3 separate regions of the Homo sapiens genome follow, and regions 1 and 3 are each linked to region 2. The links are chromatin contacts, found by Hi-C or POLR2A ChIA-PET in ENCODE. All regions are on one chromosome and are shown on one strand. The core of a region is the stretch at or near the end of the contact, and the rest is flanking DNA. Distances in the headings are between cores, read along the strand shown. Region 1 holds the start of GPR146 (G protein-coupled receptor 146). Region 2 overlaps ADAP1 (ArfGAP with dual PH domains 1). Region 3 holds the start of GPER1 (G protein-coupled estrogen receptor 1).

Region 1 (3,383 bases), core at 37-2,536, 140 kb after region 2:
CCTATCTCATTGACGCTAAGGCGTACTCTCACTTTATCATCTCTAATGTGAGGCTGCGCCTTAAAATCAGCAGTATGTCGGAATGCAGTGGGCAGAGGGCCTTCTTTTTAGTAATCCATAAAGTAATGGCATAGCTAACACTAATCAATCGTGTCTTAGGTTTGATGAAATACGGACGTATCTACCTCAAAACAATGGTTGAGGCTCAGAACAGAACCTGACACAGAATACGCCCTCAGGTATCGGTGTTGGCTGCTTGTGACTGACTTTGGCAAGTAAGATCAGTACCCGGCACCTCTGGGCACACAGGGCCCGGGCTGCATCCACTGTGCCAGGGACCTGGTGCCGGGCTGGGCAGCAAGTCAGTATCACATCAGCAGGCGTGGGCCGTGGTGAGCCTCTCCCTGCCCTCCCGCTGGAATAGAAAGCTGATCCCGACGTCCCACTCCGACCCACGGTCAGGAAGCCGTCCTGTCCAGGAAGGTGGCTGAGGTACATCCCTGAACACAGTAGGCCACAGCATCATGCAGCGGAGGGCCAGTGGCCGCTATTCTTCCTGCTGGTGTTCCACTCGGCCCGCAGCTCACAGCAAGTCTATGCGGAACTGTGCAACCCACATGCTTTGATTTTCAGAAATGTTCTTAGATCCTGAACCAGAATGTGCTGCAGGGGGGACTGTTTCACCTCAAAAATTACAGCAAAGTAAATGTCCTTGTTTCAACTTTTCCAATGTTTAACTTGTAACAATAGCTACAAAAGTAATCAGGCAGCAATGTGTTTCTTTAAACGGCTTTCCTGTGAGTGTTCCGTTTACAAAGAAAATCCTAAAACCAGGAAGTAATTGGTGACTTTGGAAACAGCAAGCAAACTTCGGTGAAGAAAGAGGGGCAGGTGTACCTGGAAGGACTAACTTGCAGCCACTCATTTCCTTTGGAGGGCGGTGGGGCCTGCACCCTGCAGATTAGGGTATATTCTGACTCAGCAAAATAGGCACCAGCGCCTGTAAAAAGAAACCGCGCTGGGCACTAAGAGAATTCTCAAAAACTCCCAGAGCCCTGGGTGTGTGTCCTCCCACAGGGAATCTCGCACGAGTTCGTCAAATGGCTGGTCTCAGGTTACACAACCAGCACTGCCTCCACCGCCACCGCCCCCCAACCTCACTGGTCCGAGCGGTTCCCCGCGGTCTAGCCGCGAGGGCGGGGCCGGGGGGCGGAGGCCAGGGCGGGACCAAGGCTGGGGGCGGGGCCAGGCATGGCTGCCGCTCGCCGGCCGGGGGCGGGGCCGACGGTCACGTGTGTACACAGGGCCCGGGCGGCGTGCGCGCCGTGAGCCCCGCCGCCTCCGCCAGCCCGAGCTGCCCGCCCGGCGGCGACTGCGCCGGCCGCCGCCCAGCAAGCCGGTGAGTGGGGCCCGGGAGCCTGGGTCGGGTCGGTGGGGCACACCCCAGTCTCCGCCTGGGGAGGGAGCCAGCCCCAAGCTGCTGTGGCTCCCACGGCGGGCGCTGCGCTTACTGGGACCCGGGTCCTCTGGCCGCTGCCCACTGCGGGGCTCCGTGCCCTTGCCAGGAGGGGACCGCTGTCCTCCGGCCGCGCTCCGAGCTGAGCCCCGGGGGCGGGCTTTCGGTCATTAACCTGGTGATGGCAGCTGAATCTGCTGCTGGCGTAGGCGGCACAGCGCCGCCACCGGCTCTCCCATGTCCGACAGGGCACCACTGATCCTGCTCTCCTGGGCCACTATGGTGACTGCTTTCGGCCCCTTCTGTGATTAGTATTTTAAAGTGAGTTTTGGATCTGTGTCTACATGGAGGTGTCGGATCTGCTGTCAGTTGTCTTGGACAGTTGGCAGGGCATGGGACGGCTCTTTCAAAGCTTCACTGGAAGGCAGTGCTCTCCAGCCGCCAAACCACCACTACCAGCAGCAGAAAACCCACTATTAAGTTAGTATTACAAACCTGGCAAGTCAGTTCTCTAAATTAGGCATAAGTCTATGAATCTTGATGTGACTGGTCACAGTGGCTTATCTCTGCATGCATGCTACGTGGTGGACCAGAGGATAATTCTGTATTCGTCGTCCACAGCCTTTGATCTCTTCCCTGCCCATGAAGATGTACTTGAGTCCTCCATTCCACTTTAAATAGCCAGCTCCTGTCCACACGGAACAGCACGACATCTTTTATCTTTTGCTACCTGCAGCACCTAGCAGAGGCCAGCATTCAATAACAGAGGGCCAAGAGGCTTGCTTTAAAGGCCTCTGCAAACTTGTATGAGTAAAATGGTTCTGACCATGTTCCCAGGCTCCTCACGCATAGTGGTGATGAGATAGTCTACCGTCCTAACTGGGGCACCGTTGAGAGTGAACGGAGGCACTGTTAATAATTAGACGAAGTGCACACTCACAGTACCCATGACCTGCTGTGCAGCTCCTTCAAGAACTACTGTAAGGCCTGGCTCCCCAACCAGAACCCCTGTTGTCTTCCTCAATGAAGAAGGCCTCTGAAGACAAGTGACTTAAGAACATAGTTTATATGTATTGAATACTGTTGTGCCTTTTCACAGAGAAGAGGTCGGGGCCAGAGCAGCTCACTGCCCGACGCCACACACATCCGTGCTGGCGTCCACGTGTCATCCTGCCTCTCTAGCCAGCATGGACATATCCTGAGGATGGAGGACAGAGGAACACAGATTTAGGGCAGAATGTAAATGTGAAAGTTGACTTGGAGTCCCTGCAACTCATAAGCCCCAGTAGGCTGATGAAGAGAGAAGGGCAAAGGGCGCGCACCTCATGTGGGTCTTAGGTTAGGATGTAAAGGCTGATTATGTCTATCATACAATGAATCAATGGCATACTGCACAGATCGCTGCATGGGGAAATATGCTCGTGTAATTTACAGTCGGAAGAGGGACATGCTGCTCACTGGGGCAGGGAGAAGAAGGGGCTCCTCAGGGAGCTGCAGCTCTCACAGCCCCTAGGATGTCACCTGGAATCCTGAAAAAATAACTGCCGCCTGGCCTTTAATGACCCAACCACAGCGAGGTCTTGCCTTTGCAGAAGGAAATTATCACCCAGAGAACCCGGCCGACCGTGTCATGCACACGACGATCCCACGGTGCTGTTTTCTGTCAACAGTGTTTCCCAGCCATTCCCTCCTGCCTGCCAGCTCCTCTGCTCTCCAGGGCTTTCACTAACCCACCTGCCCAACTGACCAGCATTAGGCTGTCCAGTTAGCCCACATCTGTCCAGGGGTCTCAAAGGCTCAGGACCCCAAGACACCATCCAGGTAGCCAAGAGGACAGGGAACCCAGTCTGGAGAGTAGAATAACGTTTCGCTCCAATTTGAGATCCCAAAATGAGATGCTGCCCGGGACCAGAAGTCAGTTTCTTAG
Region 2 (3,532 bases), core at 546-3,045:
TGCACGGTCCCGTGGGTGAGGAAGCTGGTCAGACGTGAGCGGGCAGGGAGGGTCTAACCAAAGCCTAGGACAGTGGCCCGAGTCCTCGGGGACCCCGGCCAGGCACAGACAAGGGGCTGTGAGGACCCACCAGACACCAGTTTAAAACACAGGCGGCAGCTGGCAAGGCTGCTGCACTTCAGTCCGAGACCCACCATGGCGTACCCCAGGCCACCCCAGGCCGCACGTGCGGCACACCCACCTTGGGCCCCGTCTTCTCCATGTAGCCTTCCTTCAGGTAGTTCCTGGAGAGCTTTGGCACCAGCTAGGGCAGGACACACCAGGCAGGGGACCTCAGAAGTGCAGCTCAGGCCGAGCCCCTCCCTGGCTGTGCCCCTCTGTGCTCCCCTCACCCCGGGCCACCAGGTCAGGGCCCAGGCCTGGCTTAGCCTCCGCAGGATCCACATTTCTGCCTCTGCTTGCCACCCCTTCCCTCCCCGCTTTCCCCTTTGGCTGAGCTGAAGTTCTAGAGTGAGGCAGGAGGGCTGCAGGCACGTCAGGGTGAGCCCTTGGCCAGTCCCAGGCCCACCCTAGGGCTCAACATCATCCCAGACTCAGGGCACGAGGGCTCCGTCCACCCCCCACCCCACCACCCCTGTCTGCCCTGGAGCTGACCGCAGGGCCGCCACTCACATCTGCGTCGCCGGCCCCTGGGAATGCCACCTGCAGGTAGTGGAAGCGAGCAGCTCGGAGTGCATTGAACCAGTCCACAATCTCCTAGGGGCAAAGGTGGGCACAGGCTTGGGCTGAGGAGGCTGCAGCGCTGGGGTCCCCACAGAGGGGCTGGGGTCCCCACAGAGGGGCCGCTTCCCCCAGAGCCCAGCCCCTTCCTCCTCCCCGGCACCTCAGCTCCCAGCAGTCCTGCCGCAGGCCTGGCCCCTGTGCCCACGCTGAGGCCGGGGCTGCTACACAGGGGCTGCCCCTCTGCGGGAGGGCAGGTGCAGCCTCCCCCGGCGAAGTCCTGAGAAGGGCCGAAGGGCCGAAGGGCCGGGCCGGGCCGGGCTGGACAGGGTCGGGGGCTGCCATCCAAGCTCACTCTGTGGCCCTGGTGCTGCTGGGGCCTGGGCCAACTTGCCTTCCTTTCAGATGGTGCTATTTTTATGAAGATCCTTATTTTGTAGCTCAAGCAAGTCTTGGGGTGGTGGGAGAAGGGAGGCTCATCTGTTTATAAACGCCCTTGGAGCTGTGGCCCCTACCGAGAGTGGGCAGAGAGCAAAACTGCTCTCCAGGGAGCCGCCCTGGTCCTCTGGAGAGCGTGGGGTGGGCCAGCACCCTGGAACAGAGGGCCCATAGCCCAGGCCTGGCACCCAGCCCCACGTCGGGTGCCCTCTGGGTCTAGACTTCAGCCTGGCTGTCCCCTGCCCCTAGACCCAGCGCCCCTCCTGGGGTCTGCCCAGACCCTTGGCCCCATGACATTATAACCTGCGCCCTGGGCCTCCTGTTCAGCCTACAGCCTGGAGCTGGTGACCTCTGGAAAGGTGCCCATCTTTACTCTTGGCTGCACCCTCTCCTGCCCAGGAAGAGCCAGGGAGCCCCATCCCTCCTCAGGCTTCTCCCCAGCCCCTTTGGCCTTGACTTTTGTCCCACAGGCAAAGCCCCCAGCACTGGACCAATCCAGTCACGGCTTCTCCAGCTGGCACCCGGCCCAGCACCAGCTGGAGGATGGTGTAGCCCCAGGCTCCTCCCATAGCAGTGGGATTGCCCTGTCCTCTTCCAGTGGCCCCACCCAGCAAAGCCCCACCCACCCCGACTGCCCCTCATCGGCCTCCAGCCCTGCTTTCTCCTGTGGCCCTTCCTCCTAGGCCACGCCCACAAGCCACACCCACGCCACCCAACCAGCCCGAGGCCCCGCCTCCCCTCCTTCCCCCGCCCACCCTTTCCTCCGGCCCGCCCCGTCCCATTTGGCCCCGCCCTCCCTCCTCCTAGAGGAAGCTGAACCCGTCCACACCACACTGCCCCAAAGGCCTTGGGAATTCACAGCTCCAGGTCCCCCGGAAATGCAGGGGGCTCTAAGCAGAACTGGTTGGAAAATCGCCCCTTTTCCCCCAGCAGGAGATGGAGCCGACTCTGGGGCTCCGGGCAGACGGGGCATGCCTGGTGCACTCCACGCTGGAGCTCTGTGACCCTGCAGGCTGCAGCGGAAACTCCCTCAGCTCCCACAGCTGGGGGCCAAGCGTCTGCCCTGGGCGGGGGGAATTATCTTTGGAGGATCAGGAGTTGGACACCAGCCTGACCAACATGGTGAAACCCGGTCTCTACTAAAAATACAAAAATTGCGGCTGGGCGCAGTGGCTCACACCTGTAATCCCAGCACTTTGGGAGGCTGAGGCAGGTGGATCACCTGAGGTCGGGAGCTCGAGACCAGCCTGACCAACATGAAGAAACCCCGTCTCTACTAAAAATACAAAATTAGCTGGGTGTGGTGGCGCATGCCTGTAATCCCAGCTACTCGGGAGGCTGAGGCAGGAGAATGACTTGAACCAGGGAGGCAAAGGTTGCAGTGAGCCGAGATTGCACCACTGCACTCCAGCCTGGGTGACAAGGGCGAAACTCTGCCTCAAAAAAAAAAAAAGAAAGAAAAGAAAGAAAGAAAAATAAATACTCCAAGAACCAAAGGCTCTCTGAAAAACTAAATGCATGACAGCAGAAACAAAACCCTCAACACAGTGTTGGAGACAAAGTTGAAGAAATTTCCCAGAAAGTAGAAGAAAAATGAACCAGTTTAAGAGCACCAATAACAGGAGTTTCAGAAAATGAGAACAGGGAAAGTGGAGGGAGGAAATCATTAGATAAGAAAGCAATCCCTGACCTCATGGAAACCAGTAACTGGACTGGAAGGGCCACCCTGGGCCTGTACCCAGCACATGAAAAGACGAGGGACCCTTGCCAACACACGCACAGCATTGGAGAATTTCAAAACCGCGGGACAAACGTACTAGGATGGAGGAATCCGTGGTGCAAAGCCTTCAGAATTAGCAGGAAAATTAATTCCAACCTAGAATTCTATATCTAGCCACAGTCTAAGCCAGGCAGGAGGTAGAACAGTCCAAGGTGCCAGGTGACCCCTTTCCCTCCAGGCACATCACTTCTACCAAGAGGAATAAGTAAACGAGAAAGACGTAGGACCCGGGCAGCAGGGCTCCACCCAGGAACCAGATGAGGCTGCAGGAGCGAGATCTCCAGGCCGTGGGAGTCGCAGGCTCCTGGTGCCCGACTGCCTCCAGAGACAACAGTCTGCGGAGAGTCTGCGGCAACACATGGTCAACTGCGGCAAGGAACACAGCCGCTTACTGTGGGAAGAGCGATCACAGCGTGCTCTGAGGCCAGGGGCTGCACCCGACTCGGCCCCCTAACAAACCCAGGGTCAGATGCCAGCGGAGCACGGCAGGCAGGGGACGGGCACGTGGGAGGGGATGGAAAGAGCTGGAACCTCTACTTCCACGTGGGAAGTTGTCAGATGGTGCCTAAAGTGGGTAAATCTGCAGCGACACCG
Region 3 (3,376 bases), core at 339-2,838, 190 kb after region 2:
ATGTGTGTATATTTCCTAAAATACACATCTGAAAGACTTTAAATTGCTATTGCACAGATGCCTTGAGCCCCAGCAGGTCCCGAGGGGCCGAGTGCCCCTGGAGGCCCAGCACCCCACTCTTGCACCTGCACCAGCTCTCCTGGCGGGGAGCAGGTCCCGAGGGGCCGAGTGCACCTGGAGGCCCAGCACCCCAGTCCTCTGCCTGCACCAGCTCTCCTGGGGGGGAGGGGGAAGGGGGGAGCCCACGCAGGTCTCTGAACCACGCCTCAGGCTGCAGCAGCCGCATTACTCATACTCAGCGGACAAAGGATCACTCAGCATTCAATCTCACCACTTCAAAACATTACAGAGGGAAAACGACACCTAGAAGTAGGAGTGAGATTCGCTGAAGTTCCCTTCTGAGGAAGACCCACCCCTCCGCCTGGAGAGCCGGGGCTGGCGGTGCCTGAGGACCCCTTCGGCCTGGACAGCCCACGCGGGCTTGGGGGGCCTCGCTCTGCCCTCATGGGGCGGCCATCGGTTCCCGAAGCGGCGAGTGAAAATTCAAATGGCCAGTAGGGGGCGCACTCGGAAGTGGCCGCCCCGCATGAGGCAGTTCAGCGGCCCCGAGAGTCCGGGGAGGGAGGTTTATTCTCCGCCTGCACGAGACTGTGAAATCCGCAACCATGAGCAGGAGAGGCGGCCCTGGTGGGGAAGAGGCCACCAACATCTGGACGGCAGGTAAGTTCCGACGCTTCTGCAGCGAGCGCGGGAGGAGGGACCTGAGGCACCGCTAACACTCAGAGAAAACTACCGGCTGAGGGTCCCTGGTCTGAATGCTTGGGACCGGAAGAGTTTCGGAGTTCAGATTTTTGCAGATTTTGGAATATCTGCAGGTACAGAATGAGAAAGCTAAATACGAAATTCATTTGTGTTTCATACACACCTTATACACACTGCCTGAAGGCAACTTTATAAAAACACTTTTAACAATTTCATGCATAAAACAAACTTTGAACTGCCTGGACTGCAGCCCGCCACACGAGGTCAGGTGTGGAATTTTCCACTTGTGTCACGACGCTCCAACAGTGTCGGACTGTGGGGCACTCTGGATTTCAGATTTCCAGATGCTTAACCAGTACTCAGATTCCTAAGTTACTTGTCAGAAATGCCTATTTCTTGGGATTACACTTCTCTCTGCAAATGTCTGTGAAATTCCTGTTAAATTCTTTATGGATCATGCACATGCTACTAAGTTAATTATGAAATTTAGTGTTTAACGCAGGTCAGTTGCAAAAACAAGAATATTGCTTGCTTCAACCCAGGAGGACAGGTTATTGCCTAAAAGATACACAACACCTAGTATGATGCCTTCAAACTTAAAGAAAGGTTTGTATCTGTGGGTGAAGAAAAGCAGTTAAACCAGAAACTTCCACAAAAACAAGTCTAGTAGAACTGAGCTGATTGCCAAAGTGTGGGAGAAAAAGGGCCAGCAAAAAAATGGTTAACACTAGCCTTCTGAGGAGGCCGCCCAGAGCCTGGCCAGAGAGGAGCCAGAGAGGAGCGGGGCGGAGGGGGCCTATAAAGCCCTGTGCCAAGGGGCAGACTCACTGGCTCAGAGGGAGGACGCACCCGCCAGCCAGCCGGGAACCTTCCCTCGCGGGCTCCCAGGGCGGGTCTCTTCCTCTCTCTAGCCCTGCTCAGGCATTCGGCAGGTCCAGCAGAGGTACACCTCCTGCAGCGGGTTCCAAGTGCACCTCCAGCCTGATGGGCCTGACCAAGGAGGCTTCCAGGAGCACAGAAGGGGCTGCAACCCAGGTAGGACTCAGCCTCGGCCTGGCGGTGCCATACCACTGACTAGGGGAGCGGGTGGGTGGTGCCACCCAGGCCGCTGTCCTGTTATGGGAACAGCTGAACACAGACCAGACACCTCACCCCCTGGTGAGAGCAGCACCCAGCTTCCCAAACTCAAGGCACAGACCCCTCTCCCCCGGAGCTCCGGTGGTCTCAGCGTGACCGCAGCAGGGGCTTTGCCTGGACGGCCTTTCTAACTCGTGCTGAAAGCAGGACCCAGTATTCCGTCACGTTCTGTCCCAGCAAGAACGTGTCTCACTTCAAGAAAATGAGGGTGCCCACTCTGCCCTGCCCTGCGGTGCCCCAGTCACTCTCACCAACCCTGAAGCCCTGGGAGGGCCACACGCCTTTTGACAGATGCAGACTTAATACAGCTGACTAAAGTGTGGCTTTATTTCTCTATGACAAGCAGAGGAAATCTGAAATGAGGTATTGCACTGTTTATAACTCCATGGCCACCTCCAGTGAGGACGTGGGGCCAGTGGTGAATGGCACACTAGGTTCCTCTCACCCAGGACCACATCAGACACTAGGACACATCAGACACCAGGTCCCGTATCTTCTCGGTGTCTGGCAACGATCAAAAGACTCAATTTACATGGGAAAGAAATGAATGACTCGTTTTTAAACTATTTTTCCCTTGGAGTTCATTTAACAAAATTAGGAAAGAAAATAAACGTTAAGTTGAGGGTTCTGCCCACCTTTAAACTTCCTGCCACGCCACGGTCTAATACGTTCCAAAATTTCTACATTTAAAGAGCAAAACAAGTCCTCTGTGCCGTTTTTAAGAAATTAAATACAGAGGCGAAATGCGGAGTCTTTCAACCTTCCCGACAGAGCCTGAGAGCAGAGGCATTTATGCTGTTCAATGGTATTATCTACTAAAGATGAATCAAGAGTGCAAAATAACCAAAATCAAATTCACCAGCCCCAGCTAAGTGAAGGTTATTCAGTACTTTTAGAATAACTGACACAGAGGCAGTGATTCATCTTGTCTTCCCCACCCGCCTGTTTTTGAGATGGGGCCTCACTGCAGTAGCTCAGGCTCGAGTGCAGTGGTGTGATCTCGGCTGAGGCTCGAGTGCAGTGGTGTGATCTCGGCTGAGGCTCGAGTGCAGTGGTGTGATCTTGGCTCACTGCAACCTCTACCTGCCAGGCTCAGGCGATCCTCCTGCCTCAGCCTCCCGAGTAGCTGGGACTACAGGCGCACACCACTATGCCCAGCTACTTTTTTTGTCTTTTTTTAGTAGAGACAGGGTTTCGCCATGTTACCCAGGCTGGTCTCGAACTCCTGAACTTGAGCAATCCTCCCACCTCATCTTCCTGAAGTGCTGGGATTATAGGCCAGCCTTTTTTTTTTTTTTTTTTTTAAGTAAGTATTTTCAAGCAATAGGTCAACAAATCTCTAGTCTGGTTTTGCAGCACTTCAAAACAATAACCCCTGGCCCGGCGCGGTGGATCACACCTGTAATCCCAGCACCGTGGGAGGCCAAGGCGGGCAGATCACTACAGGTCAGAAGTTCGATACAAGCCTGGGCAACAT

What was found. A loop is a pair of places that touch in the nucleus more often than their neighbours do. ChIA-PET counts read pairs that join two places held with the same protein, here RNA polymerase II (POLR2A). Pooled maps may share reads with other maps.
Region 1: a map of IMR-90 shows a loop between it and region 2 (4-fold over the local background). The contact joins the promoter of GPR146 here to the enhancer-like site in region 2. A Hi-C loop is called at or near these places in 2 of 168 maps with a recorded cell type or tissue (IMR-90 and pancreas) and 6 of 50 pooled maps. POLR2A ChIA-PET finds 5 or more read pairs at or near these places in 2 of 52 experiments (CD8-positive, alpha-beta memory T cell and WTC11).
Region 3: a pooled map shows a loop between it and region 2 (2.6-fold over the local background). The contact joins the promoter of GPER1 here to the enhancer-like site in region 2. A Hi-C loop is called at or near these places in 2 of 168 maps with a recorded cell type or tissue (B cell and body of pancreas), 1 of 37 single-sample maps with no recorded cell type and 5 of 50 pooled maps. POLR2A ChIA-PET finds 5 or more read pairs at or near these places in 2 of 52 experiments (A673 and GM12878).

What each region holds. Positions count from the first base shown.
Region 1 is chr7:1,043,260-1,046,642 of GRCh38, forward strand. GPR146 (G protein-coupled receptor 146) reads left to right here and starts at 1,287. Exons shown (of 2, transcript NM_001303473.2): 1 at 1,287-1,399. The region is part of intron 2 of CHLSN (cholesin); the gene reads right to left. RefSeq lists an enhancer at 406-961 and silencers at 1,067-1,556, 1,737-1,786.
Region 2 is chr7:899,861-903,392 of GRCh38, forward strand. It overlaps ADAP1 (ArfGAP with dual PH domains 1), which reads right to left. Exons shown (of 11, transcript NM_006869.4): 7 at 673-756; 8 at 242-304. Among named protein-coding and RNA genes, the nearest start is that of GET4, 25 kb to the left of the region's middle. RefSeq lists enhancers at 1-88, 2,147-2,206 and a silencer at 1,717-1,786. Within about 2 kb of position 1,796, at least 3 of the 41 ENCODE cell types and tissues checked have a DNase peak (open chromatin) inside an H3K27ac peak, as active enhancers do.
Region 3 is chr7:1,086,525-1,089,900 of GRCh38, forward strand. GPER1 (G protein-coupled estrogen receptor 1) reads left to right here and starts at 1,589. Exons shown (of 2, transcript NM_001098201.3): 1 at 1,589-1,797. The region is part of intron 2 of CHLSN (cholesin); the gene reads right to left.